Linked DNA regions of Homo sapiens: region 2 is linked to region 1. The links are chromatin contacts, found by Hi-C in ENCODE. All regions are on one chromosome and are shown on one strand. The core of a region is the stretch at or near the end of the contact, and the rest is flanking DNA. Distances in the headings are between cores, read along the strand shown. Region 1 holds the start of TRAF3 (TNF receptor associated factor 3). Region 2 holds the start of BRF1 (BRF1 general transcription factor IIIB subunit).

Region 1 (7,170 bases), core at 531-3,030:
TCTGCATTGACAGCTGGAACAGATGGCGTCTGGGTGAGACACCTTACATCTTAACCCTTATCCATGATAAGGTCTGATTTTCACCAGCGATGCTGGAATCCAAGGTCTGTCAGGGTTTCCGTCATGAGCACCCACTCACAGGATTTCCAGTCCCATGTGATGTTTTCCAGTTTTCATATCGATAAGGCTTATCTTGTTTTGGCCAAAGAATTTTCATCTTTAGACTAATTCTTAACATTTACATTGTCACAACGCGGCGAAAAGGTACACATTTCCTCTCATTTGAGAAAAGAACGCTGTACACTATTTTGCCAGACATCCTACATATGATGCAGTCTGTTCACAGGCCATTTTCAAAGACGTGAGAGACATGAGAAGATCTCAGGACGAACTGATGGTCCACTTGGCCATTCCCTACAGTAAGAATTTTATAGACAAATACAGGGTAACAGCAAACAACATTTCCAAACGCTCCGGCAGTGTGTAGTCGCAGCAAATGCTAGGAAAAAAAATAAATAATGGCTCCTCTTCAGTTGTATGCCGTGAATGTAAATTAAGAAGCCGCTACAACGCTCGACATAACCTTTCTGACGCCACAAAAATGAATGAATTATATCCATACACACACACAGGCACACACACCACGCACCACGCATCACATGTCATTCTGAAAACTGATTCTGAGCTTAATTCGAAAAACGTGAAATACAACTGGTCCCGTCAACAGCTCGTAATCTGAAGGTTTCTTGCATTTCCAAGCACGTCCATAACACCTCATCCGTTTCCAGTTTGTTACTGTTTCCAACCGAAGGGAGAGAATTTTCCACACAGAATTATCTCCTCGGGTCCAAATACTAGACCGAAGTCCCCACACGGGGCTGGCTGGCGGCGTGGAACCGGCCAGCCCGCCGAGAGCCGCCTGGCGCCCGCGGGGAAGACGCAGAGCCCGCGGCCAGGAGCCGCCCGGTGCCCCGGGAGTCGCCGGCCCTCGGCGGCCGCGCGAGGGGGATTCGCGCCCTCTGCCCATACCCGGACCCCCGCGCCGCCCGCCAAGCGGTCGGAGGCGCCTCTGAGGCGGAATGACTCAGGACCAACTTTCCAATAACGCCCGGGCCCCCCCGGCCGGCCCGGGCAGCGCGCTCGGCCACGCAGCCCCTGAGCCGCCCGTCCCCCCGCGTGAAACCCGCGGCCCCGCGGGGTGCCGGGTCCTCAACGCCAGCGGGGGTCACGGCCGTAGCGAGGCCTGCGCGCCCCGTTTCCTGAAAAGGTGCGGGCGCCCCGGCCCCCTCGGGCCCCGAGCCCGGCCTCCGGGACAAAGTTTGCCGAAGTTGAGGCGTCCGGAGGCGGGAGGCAGCCCGGCTGGGGCGCGGGGCCAGGCTGAAGCCGCGCCCCGCCGTCGCCGCTGGGACGGGCCGGGCCTGCGCCGCGCCGGGCCCGCGCCGGGCAGCCCCGAGGCCCCCGGGCCCCGCCGCCCAGGGCGCGGGATGGAGGCGACGGGGATGGAGGCGCCCGGCCGCGCGCCGGAGGCCCGCCCGCCCGCCGCGGCCCCTTACCTCGCGGTCCGTCGCCGCTCGGCCGGCTCAGGGGCGCCGGGCGCGTCCTCCGCCGCGGTCCGCAGCGTTCTGCTCCCCGGGCTGCCCCATGGCGGGGGGCGGGGAAGAGCCGGCGGCCGCCGCGGCTGCCGCCGGCTGGAAAGTCCCGGCTGGGCTGCAACCCCGGCTCGCGCACGCGGCGGCCGCGCCGCGCTCCCTCGCTCCCTCGCTCCCTCACGCAGCCCCGCGCAGGCACTTCCTCTCGCGCGCTGGAAATCCCCGGCGCGCCCGCCGCCCCGCCCCCGCCGCCCGCGCGCGTGGGAGCGGCAGGAGCCCGCGAGCGCCGCCGGCCCCACGCGCCCGCCGGCCCCCCGCGCGCGCCCGCGACCCGTTGCTAAGGGCCCTAGCGCCCGGCGGCCGCCCGCCCGGCCTTAGCAACGGCGGCGCCGCGGCGCGGGGCGGGGACGGCCCCGGGCGCCCCCCGCCTCCCTCCCGTCCCCGCCGCGCGCCCCGCGGGCCTCCTCGCTCTGCGCCGCCCCCGCCGCGCCCCCGCCGCCGCGCGTCCCCGCGTCCCCGCCTTTCCGGGTCAAAAAGCCACGCAGGCCGCGTGGGGGCCGAGAGGTGCTGGCGCCGCTCCTCCCCGCGGCCACCTCGCCCGCACCCCCCACGCCAGCATAGCATACGCAGCCCCCGTGCGTGCACGCCCGTGTGCCCATGGCCACACGCGACCCCTACGCACACGCACGGGTCCGATATGCGGCCCCCCGCACTGTCGCGGACGCATACACGACGGTCACATTCCCCTCAAGCGGACACGCACACACACGCTCACCAACACCGTGCGCACGCGTACCAGGCCACGCACCCTCGCGCACACGCAGGTGGGGCTGAGGGTGACTCAGGCCGTGGAGCCCCTTTTCGCATGCAGAGGGCAGGGCTCCACATTAGTTTGGTGGCACTTTCCTTTCTCCCTCCCTTGGACCCTCCCACGCCCCCGGAGTGGTGTCTTGCTCACGGGTGGACAGGGTAGCCAGTTTGCCACGTGCCCCCAGCGTCCTCGGCGGTCCTGGCTGCCCCTGCGCCCCCTGCACCCTCCACCAGGCCGCTGGGGCCTGCGCATTTCTCCCGAGGCCTCTGCCTTCTGCCCCAAAGGCATCAGTGGTGTGTCAGTGATTCACCTAGGCCCACCAAGGCAGCACCCAGCCTGGCTGGGCCTGGCGAGGTGGGAAGCGAAGGGAGGGCTTCTGGGAGGCTCTGGGCCAGCTGAGGGGTGAGGCCTTCGCTGGAGTTTGCAAGTCAGTGGTGAGGGGACAGAAAGGACTTTGCATTTTTCACTTCTCAAGAAGGCTTATAAAGAGCCCTACCCCAGAGCTGAGACCAGTGTGAGTAGCCAAGGCCAGTCTGCCTTCTTGTATTGCTCCAGTGACTCATGTGAGTGGAGGCAGGAAGTCCAGCATCTCCTCCTACAGCTTCACCCATGGAACGTTCCAGAACCCCAGATAGTCCGACCTGGCTGCTGGAAGTCTATCTGGACATCAGAGACATTGGACCATGTCTCTGGCTCCATTAGCCCAACAGATGCTTGTTCTACAGCCACACTCACCAGGCCACAGTGGCACCCCCGTCTGCGCCACAGGCACAGCTCTTTTAGAGGTGACAGGCCCGCCTTCGCCGTCCCTCACAGGGACCTATGGACTCCAGCGGTCTCCCCCACCCCCATGGTGGACTCCCCTTGGGAGCCTCAGGTGCCCTTTCTTGCCTGTCAGGAGTTGGGATGTTACTGACCTCAGGCTCAGGGTCCCAACCACTTCCCATAGCCCAGGCACTGAGGCCTCCCATGTCCCCAGCCCTGCTTAGCCCACAGTCCTGGCACCCTGTCGACTGGGGCCCACTCCCAACGCCTGCCTTATGCTGTGTGTTACCTATGGCCTGGTTTAACTTTGCCAAAATCAGGAAAGACTCCCTTTCCTAGGCTGGACTATTTTTGGTTGTTTTAAAAGAAGCAGGACATGGACCGGGCATGGTGGCTCACACCTGTAATTGCAGCACTTTGGGAGGCCGCGGGCAGGCAAGTCACCTGAGGTCAGGAGTTCGAGACCAGCCTGGCCAACATGGTGAAACCACGTCTCTACTAAAAACACAAAAATCAGCCGGGCGTGGTGGAGTGTGCCTGTAATCCCAGCTACCCAGGAGGTTGAGGCAAGAGAATCACTTGAACCCAGGAGGCGGAGGTTACAGTGAGCTGAGATTGTGCCATTGTACTCCTATCTGGGCGACAGAGTGAGACTCTGTCTGGAAAAAAAAAAAAAAAGTAGGATGGTGGCTTATGCCTGTGGTCCCAGCACTTTGGGAGGCTGAGGCGGGAGGATCGCTTGAGTCCATGAGGTTGAAGCTGCTGTGAGCCATGATGGCACCACTGGACTCCAGTCTGGGCAACAGAGCGAGACCCTGTCTCAAAAAAATAAAAATAAATAAATAATTAAAGAAAAGAAAAGAAGAAGCAAGGCAGAAGGTCCAAAGACCCATGAGAGGGTTTTCTGCGGCTCTTTTCATGCTCCAGCCTAGCATTAGAAAGCAACATTGAGAATGAAGTCAGGCACAACCAGGCTGAGCCCTCTGCTGGTGAGACCTATTCCCTCCCTTTCTCTCCCTCCCCTCCTCCTCCTTTTTCTTCTCCAATTGAGCAGTTCTGAAGATCCTCTGCTGTGGGGAATTGAAGGGGGACAGGACAAAGAAGTTTGCCCCAAGCAGGGCAACTGCTTTGGGGGTTGGTGGCGGGTGTTCTCGCCCCTGCAGTTAGAGCCACAGGGCAGCAGTGATGGGCAGGAAGGAGAGCTCTCTCCTCGCTGTACTTCAAAGGCAGATCTCTGTTCCCTATGGCAACGTCCAACAACAAACCGACACCATCTTTGGACGCATTTCTCACAGGAGTTGATGTAGCATTACATGTTCTGCTTGCTGCATTTTTGGAGAAGTGCATGCAGATACTCAAGTGACTCACAGACATGCAACAGCTCAGAAGGCCATCCTGTTTGTCTTTCAGTGAGAAGGAAAAGGTATTCGTGGCAGAGTGCCAGGGGCTTTGGGGCTAGGAAAGGGGTTTTCTTATAACTCTCCCTGAATGTGATGGTCTGTGCCTCAGGTGGCGCCTTCCCACACAAAAACCACTGGCCCCTGTGGGTCAACTTGGGCTGAAGGGTGCTGGCAACTTCTCTCACTCAAACATGCTACACGTGGCCTGGGGGTGGGGGGTGGGGACCTTGGTTTTGATTTGTTTTGTTTTATTTTATTTTGAGACGGAGTTTCACTCTTGTTGTCCAAGCTGGCATGCAATGGCGCGATCTCAGCTCACTGCAACCTGCACCTCCCAGGTTCAAGCCATTCTCCTGCTTCAGCCTCCTGAGTAGCTGGAATTACAGGCACACACCACCATGCCTGGCTAATTTTTTGTATTTTTAGTAGAAACGGGGTTTCACAGCCAGGCGCGGTGGCTCACGCCTGTCATCCCAGCACTTTGGGAGGCCGAGGCGGGCGAATCACGAGGTCAGGAGATCGAGACCATCCTGGCTAACACAGTGAAACCCCGTCTCTTCTAAAAATACAAAAAATTAGCCAGGTGCGGTGGCGGGCGCCTGTGGTCCTAGCTACTCGGGAGGCTGAGGGAGGAGAATGGCCTGAACCCGGGAGGCGGAGCTTGCAGTGAGCAGAGATAGAGATAGCGCCACTGCAGTCCAGCCTGGGCAAAAGAGTCCGGCCTGGGTGAAAGAGCGAGACTCCCTCTCAAAAAAAAAAAAAAAAAGAAACAGGGTTTCACCATGTTAGCCAGGCTGGTCTTGAACTCCTCACCTCAGGTGATCCGCCCACCTCAACCTCCCAAAGTGCTGGGATTACAGGTGTGAGCCATGGTGCCCAGCCTCGGGGGGCGGACCCTGATGCACGGCAGAATCACAGTTTTACTAATTGTTCCAACAAGTGGCTTCTGAACCTTTGAATACATTTTACATGGTAACCCAGTTGTTCATAACCTGTGTGTGTACACACACGTAACAACAGATCATCTCAAACCTGCGGCGCACTCCGATATTTTCCGTTCTGTTTATTTTTTAATGGTGGCCATTACCCTTTAAGCTTACTTTTGATTCATGACCTGAAGTTTGAAAACACCATTTTAGACTGAAAGAGCTGCTGAAGATGTCGAAGGGGGTTCAGGGAGCTGGGGTGGTCGTGGCGCCAAAGCACCCCGCTCTGTCGTGAGTGCACAGTGGGGCAGCTGGGCTGGGAAGCCCATCCTGTCCTTGAAGTAGACCCTGGCTGACAGCAGAGGTCGCCAGCAAAGAAGCAAGCTGCTGGTGCCCTTCTCGGGCCAGGGATGCTTGTAAACAAATGCAGAGGAAATGGGGGTGGGGAGGCAGAGCAAGCCAGGCATGGTGGCGGGCACCTGTAATCCCAGCTACTCAAGAGGCTGAGGCAGGAGAATGGCCTGAACCTGGGAGGCTGAGGTTGTAGTGAGCCGAGATCACGCCATTGCACTCCAGCCTGGGCAACAGAGTGAGACTCCGTCTCAAAAATAAAGGAAAGAAAGAAAGGAGGGAAGGAAGGAAAGGAGGGAAGGAAGGAAAGAAGGAAGGAAGGTCGAGATGGGCGTGGGTGTGCAAACCCCTCACGCGGGATATTCGAGAGGGGAGGAGAGGGCAGTGATGACAGGGAAGGTGAGAGGCTGGGGTCCCCGGCCACAGAAAAACAGTTCTAGCGGGCTAGCTGGCTCACACCTGTAATCCCTGCACTTTGGGAGGCTGAGGCAGGAGGATCGCTTGAGGCCAGGAGTTTGAGACCAGCCTGGGCAACACGATGAGATCTCGTCTCTACAAAAAAATCAAAATAAAAATAATTAATCAGAGGCCGGGCACTGTAGCTCATGCCTGTAATCCTAGCACTTTGCGAGGCCCAGGCGGGCAGTTCACTTGAGGTCAGGAGTTCAAAACCAGCCTGACTAACATGGTGAAACCTCGTCTCTACTAAAAATACAAAAAATGAGCTGGGCGTGGTGGCCCGCGCCTGTAATCCCAGCTACTTGGGAGGCTGCGGCAGGAGAATCGCTTGAACATGGGAGGCGGAGGTTGCAGTGGGCCAAGATTGTGCCACCACACTCCAGCCTGGGTGACAGAGCCAGACTCTGTCTCAAAAATAATAATAATAACAATCAATTAGAAGAAAACCAGCTCTGATTTTCTCCGTGGACCACTCGGGGAGATGAAGATACCCTTTTTTTTTTTTTCTGGGACAGGGTCTCACTCTGTCACTCAGGTTGGAGTGCAGTGGTGCAATCATAGCTCACTGTAGACTTGACCTCCCAGGCTCAGGCAGTCCTCCCTCTTCACCCTCCTGAATAGCTGAAAACACAAGTGTGTGTCACCATGTGTGTCACCATATGCCCAACTACTTTTTTTTTTTGTAGAGACGGTCCCTCTACATTGCCCAGGCTGGTCTGGAATTCTTGGGCTCAAATGATCCTCATTTCTCAGCCTCCCAAAGTGCTGGGATTACAGGCGTGAGCCACTGCCCCCAGCCATCCTCATTTTAGGGAACCCATTCTGGGATTTGTATGCACGCACACGCACACACACACACATCTCTGGCA
Region 2 (7,236 bases), core at 1,854-4,353, 2.5 Mb before region 1:
ACTGTCCTGCACCGCTGTGGCCTGGGAGGCATGCTGCCCCTTGCACCTGCAGGCACCTCACAGGCTTTGGTGAGGGAGCACACGAAATAACCCCTCTAGTCTGTCAGGTGAGAGCAAGGATCCAGTGGCCACATGGCCTCAGATTGGATTCTGGCTTTGTTACCTACTGGCTATGAGATTTGGGGCTGTCACCCCTCACATCCTCAAGGGCTCCCTCCATAAAATGGAGACAACAGTGTCTGCAAGCTAGTGTTGCCATAAGGATGAAATGTCATCATGGACAGAGAGCATTTTGCATAGAGATCAATAATACATATTTGAAAAATCCCCAACATTTAGAAACAAAACAATACACTTCCTAATAACCCTTGGATCCGGGAGGAAATTAAGAGTGGAGACAATCTTGAGCTGAATGAAAATGAAAACACAGCACATTGAAATGTGCAGGATTCAGCTAAAGTGGTAATTACAGGGAGAATTATAGCAATAAAATGCCTATTTATAAAGGAAAAGAGATCTTAAATCAATGATTTCATCTTTCACCTTAAAAAACTAGGAAAAGGCCAGGCGCGATGGCTCACGCCCATAGTCCCAGCACTTTGGGAGGGCGAGACAGGTGGATCACGAGGTCAGGAGATCAAGACCATCCTGGCTAACACAGTGAAACCCTGTCTCTACTAAAAATACAAAAAATTAGCCAGGCATGGTGGTGGGCACCTGTAGTCCCAGCTACTTGGGAGGCTGAGGCAGGAGAATGGCATGAACCCGGGAGGTGGAGGTTACAGTGAGCCAAGATCGCACCACTGCATTCCAGCCTGGGTGACAGAGCGAGACTCCACCTCAAAAAACAAAACAAAACAAAAACTAGAAAAAGGGGCCGGGTGCATTGGCTCACGTGTAGAATCTCAACACTTTGGGAGACCAAGACAGGTGGATCACTTGAGGTCAGGAGTTTGGGACCAGCCTAGCCAACATGGTGAAACCCCATCTCTACTAAAAATACAAAAATTAGCTGGGCGTGGTGGCACATGCCTGTAATTCCAGCTACTTGGGAGGCTGAAGTGACAGAATCACTTGAACCTGGGAGGTGGAAGTTGCAGTGAGCTGAGATGGCACCACTGAACTCCAGCCTGGGTGTTCTCTATCTCAAAAAAAAAAAAGAACTAGAGAAAGGGCGGGGAGCAGTGGCTCATGCCTGTAATCCCAGCACTTTGGGAGGACAGGGCGGGGAGCAGTGGCTCATGCCTGTAATCCCAGCACTTTGGGAAGACAAGGCGGGTGGCTCACTTGAGCCCAGGAGTTCCAGACCAGCCTGGGCAAATGAGGCAAAAACCCATCTCTACAAAAAATATTATCTGGGTGTGGTGGCACATGCCTGTAGTTCCAGCTACTCGGGAGGCTGAGGTGGGAGGATCACCTGAGCCCAGGAGGTAGAGTCTGCAGTGAGGCTTGATTATGCTACTGCACTCCACCTTGGGTGACAGAATGAGACACTATCTCAATTTTTAAAAAATGAAGAAACTAGAAAAAGGGAACACATTGAACCAAATTAAGTGGAAAGAAGGATCTAACAAAAATGAGAGCAGAAATTAATGAAATAGGGCCATGCACGGTGGCTCATGCCTGTAATCCCAGCACTTTGGGAGGCTGAAGTGGGCGGATCACCTGAGGTCGGGAGTTCAAGACTGGCCTGACCAACATGGAGAAACCCCGTCTCTACTAAAAATACAAAATTAGCCAGGTGTGGTGGTGCATACCTGTAATCCCAGCTACTCGGGAGGCTGAGAGAGGAGAATCGCTTAAACCCAGGAGGCAGAGGTTGCAGTGAGCCGATATCTCACCACTGCACTCCAGCCTGGGCAACAGAGCAGAGACTCCGTCTCAAAAAAAAAAAAAAAAGAAAGAAAAAAAAGAGGGTGGGGTCTTCCGCATTTCCTTTTTTCTCTTTTTTTTTTTTGAGACAGAGTTTCACTCTTGTCACCCGTCACCCAGGCTGGAGTGCAATGGCGGGATCTCAGCTCACTGCAACCTCCACCTCTCAGGTTCAAGTGGTTCTCCTGTCTCAGACTCGCGAGTAGCTGGGATTACAGGCGCCCACCACCAAGCCTGGCTAATTTTTTTGTATTTTTAGTGGAGACGGGGTTTCGCCATGTTGGCCAGGCTGGTCTCGAACTCCTCACCTTACGTGATCCGCCTGCCTTGGCCTCCCAAAGTGCTGGGATTACAAGCGTGAGCCACTACGCCTGGTTACGCATTTCTTTTTAGGCTCATTCCTGGGTATGTCACCGGCCCTATGGCGATTGTGAACAGCACCTGCAGATATTTGAGGGCGTGCGCAGCCAGGGTTCCCGCTCTGGGCAGGGGGCACAGCGAGGTGACTCACGGGTAACCACAGGTGGCCACGAATGACTGCTAGAAAGTGGGAATTTTAGGGGAACAGAAAACGGAGAATAGCGGGGCGCACGGGGAGGCTCTGGAACCTGGGCGAGCGGAGCGGCGGACGCCGCAAATGCGGAGGGCGGGGCAGGGTGGCCCCTGGCGGGTGTCTCCACCTCTGCGGCCAGGCCCCCCAGCGCAGCTGCCCTGGCCCCGCCCACCACTCCCAGAGCCCGGGGTTGGGTCCCAGGTCGCCCTCAGGAGCCAAGGCCCCGCCCACCACGCTCGGCCCCCTCGCCTCAAGCCCCGCCCACAGTTCGGGTCCAGACCCAGGCTCCGCCCCCTTCCCCCGCCCACAGCTCCAGTTCCCTTCGCAGGCCGTCTCTCCACGGGAGGCCCCGCCCCCCACCCTCAGCCCCGCATCCGGCTGAGTCCTCACCCCAGGCCTCGCTCGCCGCTGGAGACCGCGCTCACTATCCGAGGAGGACCCTCCTCTGCCCCGCGTCCAGCTTTAGTCCCCGACTGCGTTCATCGCCAAGGGCCCGCCCACTGCCTTAGGTCGCGTCGCCAGCCTTGGGTCCCGTCGCCAGCCTTGGGTCCCGTCCCCGGCTGCACTCACCGCGAGGCCCCACCCTTAGCTCTAGTCCCCGGTGTCGCCCACCGACGAGGCCCCGCCCCAAACTCCAGTCCCGGGCTGCGCTCACCGCCGTGGCCCCGCCCCCAAGCGCCAGTCCTCGGCTGCGCTCACCGGTAGGCCCCGCTCGGGTTCCGCCGAAGCCCAGCCCCCGCAGGTCGCCCCTCCGACGCCGGCGCGCCGCAAGGGAGGCCAGCTCGCTCGCAGTGGGGAGGTCGCGGCTCCAGTCCTCGCGTCCCCGCCGTGGTCCCGGTGCCTGTCCCATCCCGCGGGCGCGGCCGTTGCGGGCGGCGCGGCCCGGGCGCGCGCGGCGAATCTGCGGCTGCGAATCGGCTGGAGCGGGGCCTCGCGAGAGCGGCGAGGCCTGGGCGGCTGGGCCTGGGCGGGCGGCGCGGGCTGCTCCGGAGGCTCGGGTGGCTTGAGAGTCTTGGGAGGCTCCGGGCGCTGCCCGCGCGGTCGCCGGCATGACGGGCCGCGTGTGCCGCGGTTGCGGCGGCACGGACATCGAGCTGGACGCGGCGCGCGGGGACGCGGTGTGCACCGCCTGCGGCTCAGTGCTGGAGGACAACATCATCGTGTCCGAGGTGCAGTTCGTGGAGAGCAGCGGCGGCGGCTCCTCGGCCGTGGGCCAGTTCGTGTCCCTGGACGGTGAGTCCCGCGGGCTGGCGCTGCGCGGATTTCTCGGTGCGGCTTAGGCGGGCTGGAGGCGGTGACGGCGCGGCCGGGACCAGCGCCTCGGTACCGCACGCTCTGTCGGGGCGCGCGGTTCTGCGCCGTCTGGGCGCGAGTGTGGATCCCCTTGGCGAGAATGTAGACCTTCTTCGCGCGCCTGTGGACCCCCGTGGCGTGCGTGGACTTCCTCGACACACGCGTGGGCCAGGGCAGCCAGCACAGGGAGGGTTGAAGAGAGCCTGGGGAGCCCAGAAGGCCCCTCAAGCTGCCCCTCACTGTCACTCTCTGTGCCTGCAGTTTTGTTTTCAGCAATGTCTGGTACTTAGAATCCGATTGCTGCTGCCCTTGGCCTTGGTGGTTACCGGGCGGATGCCCTAGGGCCACTCAGGCTGCTGCAGGCCTCGGAGGGGACGTTTCAGTGATGGGCAGTATTGCGGGCTGGGGATGGACCCCAGCCTGTGGAAGGAGCTGGACTGTGGCCAGTTTCAGGTGGTTGTGAATAGAGCTGCTAAAAGGATTCATTTGCAGCTCTCTGTGTGAACATACGTTTTCATTTCTCTGGGGAACTTAGCTGTATGTGTAACTCTATGGGAAACTGTCATGAACTGTTTTGTGATGTGGCTGTGCCATTATGCATTCTCACCAGTTGCCCCACATCTTCACCAGCACTTGGTGTTGTCGATGTTTTTATTTCGGTTGTTCTAACAGGTGTGTGGCATCTCATCATAGTGGTATTCTGTATTTCTCTACTGGCTAGTGATGTTCAACCTTATTAGGGTGCTTATTTGCCATGCCCGAATCCTCTTTGTTGAAATGTGTGCTCAAGTCTTATTTTTTTATTTATCTCGAGACAGGATCTCACTCTGTGGCCCAGGCTGGTGTGCAATGGCCCAGTCATGGCTCTCTGCAGCCTTGAACTCCTAGGCTCAGGCAATTCTCCTGCCTCAACCTCCTGAGTAGCTGAGACTACAGGTGCATGCCACCATGCTGTGATCATTTATTTTATTTTATTTTTAGTAGAGACAAGGTCTCTATGTTGCCCAGGCTGGTCTCAAACTCCTGGGCTCAAGTGATACTCCAGCCTTGGCCTCCCGAATTGCTGGGATTACAGCGTGAGCCACCACACCCTGACTCTCATTTTTTATTTGGGTTGTTTTCTTATTGTTGAGTTTTGGGAGTTCTTTGTGGATTGTAGTTACAAGCCCTTTGTTGTATATGTGATTTTCAAAGCAGAAGTTTTTTTTCTTTTGAGATGGAGTCTTGCTCTGTTGCCCAGGCTGGAGTGCAGTGGCTCGATCTCGGCTCACTGCAAGCTCTGCCTCCCAGGCTCACGCCATTCTCCTGCCTCAGCCTCCCGAGTAGCTGGGACTACAGGAGCCCACTACCATGCCCGGCTAATTTTTTTTGTATTTTTTAGTGGAGACGGGGTTTCACTGTGATAGCCAGGATGGTCTCGATCTCCTGACCTCGTGATCCGCCTACCTCGGCCTCCCAAAGTGCTGGGATTACAGGCGTGAGCCACTGCGCACGGCCTCAAAGCAGAAGTTTTAACTTTTTTTTTTTTTTTGAGACAGAATCTTGCTCTGTGGCCCAGGCTGGAGTGCAGTGGCACAATCTCGTTTCACTGCAACCTCTGCCTCCCAGGTTCAAGTGATTCTCGTGCCTCAGCCTCCCAAGTACCTGGGATTACAGGCGTGCGCCACCTCACTTGGCTAATTTTTGTATTTTTAGTAGAGACAGGGTTTCACCCTGTTCGTCAGGCTGGTCTTGAACACCTGACCTCAAGTGATCCGCCTGCCTCAGCCTCCCAAAGTGCTGGGATTACAGGCGCGAGCCACCGCACCTGGCCTAAATCTGTGGTCCATCTATGTTTTGTATAAGGTGTGCTTTGTAGGCTGAGGCTCATTGTTTATCTGGAGGTCCCCTTGTTTCAACACCGTTTGTTGAAAGACTGAAGGCCTTTGCTCCCTCGGCTGTGCTCACTGGGCCCCGTCCGTGCAGGTCTGTCTCTGGGCCTTGTGTCCTGCCCTGTTGATCAGGTGCCGTTTTCCTTTGTCAGCATCACACGCTTTTTTACTATACCTGTTATATTGTCCTGAAATCAGATATTGTGAGTCCCTCAACCTTTGTTCTTCCTTTTCAAAGTTGTTGTGGCTATTAATTTCCCTTTCTCTTTTTAATTTTAGAGTAAGTTTGTGCATCTCTGCAGGTCACATATTCTTACCTGAAATGCTTGGGACCAGAAGTGTTTTGGATACCAGAGTTTTCTGATTTTGGAATATCTGCATTATAATTACTGGTTAAGCATCCCTAATCGAAAAATCTGAAATCTGAGATGCTCCAGTGAGCATTTCCTTTGAGCATCGTGTTGATACTCAAAAAGTTTCATGTTTTGGAGCATTTATTTTTTATTTTATTTTTTTCTTGAGACGGAGTCTCGCTTTGCTGCCCATGCTGGAGTGCAGTGGCACTATCTCGGCTCACTGCAAGCTCCGCCTCCTGGCTTCACGCCATTCTCCTGCCTCAGCCTCCCAAGTAGCTGGGACTACAGGCGACCGCCACCACGCCCGGCTAATTTTTTGTATTTTTAGTAGAGACGGGGTTTCACCGTGTTAGCCGGGATGGTTTCGATCTCCTGACCTCGTGATCCACCTGCCTCAGCCTCCCAAAGTGCTGGGTTTACCAGCGTGAGCCACTGCACCGGGCCGTTTTGGAGCATTTATAATCTCAGATTTTTGGATTTGGGATGTTCAACCTGTACAAAAGTCCTGGTGGGGTTTTCATTGGAATTGCATTAAACCTCTTGATATATTTAGGGAGAGCTGACATTTTTTCTTTCTTTCTCTTTTTTTGAGACAGAGTCTCACCCTGTCACCCACGCTGAAGTGCAGTGGCGCGATCTGAGCTCACTGCACCCTCCGCCTCCCGAGTTCAAGTGATTCTGCTGCCTCAGCCTTCTGAGTAGCTGGGACTGCAGGCACACGCCACCACACCCAGCTAATTTTTGTATATTTTTTAGTAGAGACGGGGTTTCACCACATTGGCCAGGCTGGTCTCGAACTCCTGACCTCGTGATCCGCCCTCTTCGGCCTCCCAAAGTGCTGGGATTACAGGTGGGAGCCACTGTGCCCAGCTGACATTTTTTCTATGTTGAATCTTGTAGTCCATGGAACACAGTGTATGTTTGCATTCATTTAGATTTTCTTTGATATAGTCTGTCAGTGTTGGGTAGTTTTCAGCATACAGCTTCTGGACTTTTTTTTTGAGATGGAGTCTCGCTCTGTCACTCAGGCTGGAGTGCAGTGGTGCAACCTCGGCTCACTGCAACCTCTGCCTCTTGGGTTCAAGCGATTCTCGTGCCTCAGCCTCCCAAGTAGCTGTGATTACAGGAGCCCACCACCACGCCTGGCTAATTTTTGTATTTTTAGTAGAGACAGGGTTTCACCATGTTGGCCAGGCTGGTCTCGAACTCCTGACCTCAAGTGATCCCCCCCCACTTCAGCCTCTCAAAGTGCTGGAATTATAGGCATGAGCTGCCGTGCCTGGCCCTCTGG

Evidence for each region. Hi-C counts contacts between places; a loop is a spot of excess contacts on that map. Pooled maps may share reads with other maps.
Region 2: a map of naive thymus-derived CD4-positive, alpha-beta T cell shows a loop between it and region 1 (20-fold over the local background). The contact joins the promoter of BRF1 here to the promoter of TRAF3 in region 1. A Hi-C loop is called at or near these places in 2 of 168 maps with a recorded cell type or tissue (CD8-positive, alpha-beta T cell and naive thymus-derived CD4-positive, alpha-beta T cell) and 6 of 50 pooled maps.

The regions. Positions count from the first base shown.
Region 1 is chr14:102,772,059-102,779,228 of GRCh38, reverse strand. It overlaps TRAF3 (TNF receptor associated factor 3), which reads right to left and starts at 1,780. Exons shown (of 12, transcript NM_145725.3): 1 at 1,554-1,780. RefSeq lists silencers at 938-997, 1,238-1,287, 1,498-2,107, 2,198-2,257 and an enhancer at 2,968-3,207.
Region 2 is chr14:105,296,868-105,304,103 of GRCh38, reverse strand. BRF1 (BRF1 general transcription factor IIIB subunit) reads left to right here and starts at 3,103. Exons shown (of 18, transcript NM_001519.4): 1 at 3,103-3,658. The coding sequence starts at 3,475. It also overlaps the pseudogene LOC124903409 and a transcript of PACS2 not described here. RefSeq lists silencers at 2,422-2,791, 3,022-3,431 and an enhancer at 4,282-4,361.